2 separate regions of the Homo sapiens genome follow, and region 1 is linked to region 2. The links are chromatin loops, found by intact Hi-C in ENCODE. Cell type or tissue: Caco-2. All regions are shown on one strand. Links, peaks and the distances in the headings refer to the core of each region. The heading gives the core; the rest is flanking DNA.

Evidence for each region. A loop is a pair of places that touch in the nucleus more often than their neighbours do. Peaks named below come from ENCODE experiments on the same cell type or tissue, not always from the same donor. Only the 100,000 strongest peaks of a DNase experiment are listed, where the experiment ranks them.
Region 1: it touches region 2 in a loop (4-fold over the local background); 5 of 110 quality-filtered maps call a loop at or near these places.

The regions. Positions count from the first base shown.
Region 1 is chr3:197,276,105-197,279,019 of GRCh38, forward strand. The region is part of intron 4 of DLG1 (discs large MAGUK scaffold protein 1); the gene reads right to left. Among named protein-coding and RNA genes, the nearest start is that of MIR4797, 16 kb to the right of the region's middle. In Caco-2, for the core only: no CTCF peak of the experiment used is centred there; no DNase peak of the experiment used is centred there.
Region 2 is chr3:197,453,156-197,456,070 of GRCh38, forward strand. All of the region lies in intron 2 of LOC105374308 (a long non-coding RNA gene), which reads right to left. Among named protein-coding and RNA genes, the nearest start is that of LINC02012, 55 kb to the right of the region's middle. In Caco-2, for the core only: no CTCF peak of the experiment used is centred there; a DNase peak (open chromatin) is centred at 1,076.

The sequences.
Region 1 (2,915 bases), core at 154-2,653, 180 kb before region 2:
TATGCCTCCTGACATGTAACCTGCTTTCACTCATTTAATAACACATAATGGATACACAGAATATATTTTGCCTGCTACTTTATCTTGCATTAAATGGCTCTACCATAATGTGTTTATCCGATCTCTTACCGATAATCTTTTATATCCCTTGTTGGTTTCTACTAATTAAGGCTGCAGTGAGCATCCCTGTACAAATACCTTCAATAATCTGTGGTGAATCTGGAGCATATGCTGGATCAAACGATACGAATATAAAGTTGTCTTTCAAATTAGTTGCACTACTGTATTCTCCCTTACTAACTGTACAGGAGCTTCTGTTTCCTCCTATTTATTTAATCTCTGACAATCAAATTTGTTAAAAATATCCTTGCTGTCAATGTAATTTGCATTTTTAAGTGTGGCTGAGCATTTCTTCATAGGCTTATTGGCCCACATTTATTTCTTCTTCTTCAAACTACAATACTCACACTGTTAAGTCAGTTTCCTATTGAACACGGGCCTTTTTCTTAGTTTCTATAAGAAGTTTCTTAAGTTGAAAGGACTGGAAATTAAAATTAATCCTTTTTCATATATGTGACAAATTTTCATCCTAATATATAATTTATCTTTGTATTATATCTTTCAAGATTCAGAAGTTCTACAATCAAAATTTGAAGTCAAAGTCCACAAAGAAATTCTATAAAGTCAGCAGCATTTTTAACCTTTTAATTTTTGTGGTGTTTTTTGGTCATGGTTAGAAAAGCCTTCCTTATTAAAAATCAAAATTTTTATTTTTTTTAATTTTTAACTTTTTTTTTCTTGTTTGGAGACAGGGTCTCGCTCTGTCGCCCAGGCTGGAGTGCGGTGGTACGATCTTGGCTCACTCCAGCCTTGACCTCCAGGACTCAAGCGATCTTCCCACCTCAGCCTCCTGAGTAGCTGGGACCACAGGAGGGAGCCACTACACCCAGCTAATTTTTGCATTTTTTGTAGAGATGGAGTTTCACCATGTTTCCCAGGCTGGTTTCGAACTTCTGAGCTTAAGCGATCTGCCCAGCTTGGCCTCCCAAAGTGCTGGAATTACAGGCATGAGCCACTGCGCCCAGCCCCAAAATCTTACTTTTATGGTTTTTTTTTTTTTAACCTTTGAATCTCTAGTCTAGTTGAAATGTATTGTGATGTTAGGAGTAGGGTGCATCCTTTTCTACTGAAATGTCCCATTAAATCAGGAAATTCCTCCTACTCTTTCATCTTGCCTTTTTTTCCAGAGGGAGTCTCACCCTGTCACCCAGGCTGGAGTGCAGTGGTACGATCTTGCCTTCCTGGGTTCTTTGGCAACCTCCGCTTCCTAGGTTCATGCGATTCTCACGTCTCTGCCTCCCAAGCAGCTGGAACCACAGGCACGCACCACCACACCTGGCTAATTTTTGTATTTTTAGTAGAGGCGGGGTTTTGCCATGTTGCTCAGGCTGGTCTTGAACTCCTGACCTCAGGTGATTCACCTGCCTGGGCCTCCAAAAGTGCTAGGATTACAGGTGTGAACCACCAGGCCTGGCCTCATCTTTTTAAGAGTCATCTATCCTTCCTTATAAATCAACCCTTTTCTACTGAAATATCCCATTAAATCAGGCAATTCCTCCTACTCTTTACTCTTGCTTTTTTTTAAGTCTATATCCTTTCTTATAATCTCTAAAACTAACTCACTCTTATTTTAGAATAGAGTTGTTCTTATAAAAATGATGTGTTATTTTTTAAAATTAAGAGAGAGAGCCGGGTGTGGTACCTTACACCTGTAATCCCAGCTACTCTGGAGGCTGAGGTGGGAGGACTGCTGGAGACCACCACCAGGAGTCTGAGACTAGCCTAGGCAACATAGTGAGACCCAGTCTTCAAAAAACTGTTTAAAGAAATGGTTTTGGGGTCGGGCATGGTGGCTGAAGCCTGTAATCCCAGCACTTTGGGAGGCCAAGGCAGGTGGATCACCTGAGGTCAAGAGTTTGAGACCAGCCTGGCCAACATGGTGAAACCCCATCTCTACAAAAATACAAAAATTAGCCGTGTATGATGGTGGGTGCTGTAATCCCAGCTACTCGGGAGGCTGAGGTGGAAGAATCACCTGAACCTGGGAGGTGGAGGTTGCAGTGAGACGAGATCGTACCATTGCACTCTAGCCTCGGTGGGAGAGCAAGACTCTGTCCCAAAAAAAAAAAAAAAAAAAAAAAAAAAAAGAAATGATTTTAGCTGGGTGTGGTGGTGCACACATGTAGGCCCAGCTACTCAGTAGGCTGAGGCAGGATGATCCCTGGAGCCCCCAAGTTTTGAGGATACAGTGAGCTATGATCGCACCACTGCACTTCAGCCTGGGTGACAGAGTGAGACACAGTTTCTAAAAAAACAAAAAAAGTAGTACAAAAAAGAAAAAAATCCCTATCACTCTGAAACAATCATTAAACACTAAACAAACATTATTCCAAACATCTCACTAGACATATGCTCAAAGTAAAAGATAATATATACAAAAAAAATTTTTTTAAGAAAATGGGATACTAATCCTGTCCCTTTAAATTTACTACATCAGAAGAAATAGAACAAACAAAGTTATAAGGTCACAAAGTAACTGACAAATGACCTGGCAAGAATTAGATCAGTGAACTTAAAAAAAAAAAAGACAAAACTGGATAGCTGCTTTAAAGATGAAGATTTGCATTTTAAGAGAATAACAGTCAAGGCTTTGTGAAAATTGAGCAATCTTAACTACTTTTAGCAAAAATAATCCTCTTTTTAGTCCTGCAAAAGCAAACATGAAGTCAAAGAGGCATGTTGCATGCAATTTTGTTGGAAAAGATTACTATATCCAAGAATTAGTACACAAGTATAACCTAAATTCTGTTTAAGACAAAATGGTTTTGATTTTCAAATTTTTCAAGTTATAGTAC
Region 2 (2,915 bases), core at 130-2,629:
CTCATTCACATACCTTAAAATTCACCGTTTTAAAGTGTGTAATCCAGTGAAAACCCTGTTTAATCAACAGGCCAAGTGTTTTCAACTTCGGTGTGATCACTGTTCACTTGTGAAGTATGTGGTAAGCAATGTGTTGCTATTAATAGCTGAATTACCAAAGTTATTAGAATGATTTACTTCAAAAAATGGAAATCAGAATTAACAAAAGATTACCCTGTTCATAATGCCATCCCCATTTCCAGGCCGGGCTTGTTGGCTCCGCCTGTAATCCCAGCGCTGTGGGAGGCCGAGGCGGGTGGATCACCTGAGGTCAGGAGTTCGAGACCAGCCTGGCCAACATGGTGAAACCCCGTCTCTACTAAAAATACAAAAAATTAGTCAGGCATGGTGGTGGGTGCCTGTAGTCCCAGCTACTCAGGAGGCTGAGGCAGGAGAATCGCTTGAACCTGGGAGGCGGAGGTTGTAGTGAGCTGAGATCACACCATTGCACTCCAGCCTGGGCGACAGAGCGAGACTCTGTCTCAAAATAATAATAATAAAACAATGCCATCCCCATTTCCTTGAACTCTGATGTCCAGCACAGCTCCTGCCTAGAGGCGTTGGCACCCATTTGGAGTGGTTCCAAGGAGAAAATGGCAGAGCACGTGACACAGCCTGCCATAAAGCTGTCTCCATCACAAGACAGAATGGGTAAGCACCCCAAGACAGTACAGAGTGTTCCAGGAAAACTACTTAGAAATGGCAAATCAGTTCAGCAACGTTTCAGATTATAAGAAAAAAATTAAATCAATACACCGTTTCTAGAGTCCAGTGATGAAGACTAGAAGGAAATGCAATAGAGAGAGCTCATTCCCTGAAGAATCCAAATCATTAAGTATTTTGCAATTCACGTAAAAGGACATGAAGAATGCATTCAAAGAAAATTACAAACCTCTAATAGAAAAATAAAAACGAATAAATGGAGCTTCTGCCTGGGAAGATTCTACATGGTAAATGGCACATTCAATCTGCAGTGTAAAAGCTCATGCAACCTGACCATGCCATCTGCTGTAGAAGGAGGGAGGTGACACTCTTGCTGTCCCCTGAGCTGATCACAGCACACTCCAAGAAAGACCTAGACAAACTCAAACAAGGTGGGACCAGGGGTGGAGTCGGGGGAGCAGGCTGGCAACAGACCTGGAAGCCAGTCACACAACACAAGGAATGAGCTGGTTGAATCTGGGCATTAGAGAACAGGAGGCATTTTTTGCAGGTAAGAGGAGATTTAGGGGCAGGGTTGAAGGGTTGTGGTATGGAAGAAGTATTAGATTTGCCCTATGGAGCAACAGTGAGTAAAAATGACAGGAAAAGAGATTTCTGTCTCAAACAAAGTAGCAACTTTTTGGAAGTCAGAAGTGTCATTGATCTAAATTAAATGACGCTATGAAGCAGGCAGAGTAGGCGATATTATCACCCCCAACAAAAAGATGGGGAAAAGGTCCAGCAGGCAGAAATGACTTGTCTATCATCACCCAGGAGGGGCATATGAGGCTGTGGACACCCCCTGTGCTGTGTCCAGTGCCCCAGGCTGCTTCTGGAGCCAGCACTGAGCTTCCACAGATGTGGCAAAACAGGTGTGAACAGCCGGCAGTGCCCTTCTCCTCTCCCAGCAAGAAAGTCACAAGAAAACTACCAAAGTCAAAGGATGACGAGCAACTCTGAATATTCTGGGGAAAGAAGGATCAGGCAAGGACCAGTGATTCCCTACGGGAAAGTAATGACTTCTGACTGGAAGCTCCTACCAGGAATTTCTGACAGGAGACCAGGGATTTCTGACAGGAGACCAGGAACTTCTGACAGGAGACCAGGGACTTCTGACAGGAGACCAGGGACTTCTGACAGGAGACCAGGGATTTCTGACAGGAGACCAGGAACTTCTGACAGGAGACCAGGGATTTCTGACAGGAGACCAGGGACTTCTGACAGGAGACCAGGGATTTCTGACAGGAGACCAGGGACTTCTGACAGGAGACCAGGGACTTCTGACAGGAGACCAGGGATTTCTGACAGGAGAGTAGTGGTTTATGACAGGAAAACAGGGATGTCTGATGGAAAATGTTGGCCTCCAGTGGGCTATGCATGGAGCTCTGACAAGAAAACAAGGATTTCTGAAAGAAACTGATTTTTCTCAGGACGGTGATTTCTAAAAGCAAAGTAGTGATTTCTCAGCCAGGCACAGTGGCTCATGCCTGTAATCCTAGCACTTTGGGAGGCTGAGGCGGGTGGATCACTTGAGGTCAGTAGTTCGAGACCATCCTGGCGGACATGGTGAAACCCCGTGTCTACTAAAAATACAAAAATTAGCCGGGTGTGATGGTGCGTGCCTGTAGTCCCAGCTACTCGGAGGCTGAGGCAGGAGAATCGCTTGAATCTGGGAGGCGGAGCTTGCAGTGAGCCAAGATCGCGCCACTGCACTCCAGTCTGGGAGACAGAGTGAGACGCCACCTCAAAAAGAAGAAAGAAAGAGAGAGAGAGAAAGAAAGAAAAAGAAAGAAAGAGTGATTTCTGATTTCTGACAACAATGATTTCTGACAAGAAAACAGGTTGCTGATAGGAGAGCGTGAATTTCTGACAGGACGCTAGTGTCCACCACGTAGCAAAGGGGTTATTCCTGACAGGACGTCTTCCACAGGAATGAGGGTTTCTGTTAGGAAGGACCAAAAGCAGCAGCACAGAACAAACTGAAAAATAACAGGAGGGAATGAGACCCCTTCAGGAAATAGCTTCTTGGGTGTGGAGGGAGGTCCTCAGGAATAAAAAGCCGGGTTGGGGGAGGCTGAAATTGGGGAAGACCTGGGGTCCAGTATCTCCTCTGGCAGAGTGGGGCTGAGTGGGCTGGAGGGAGAGTATCTAGAAGATTTACAAAATAGGTGTGA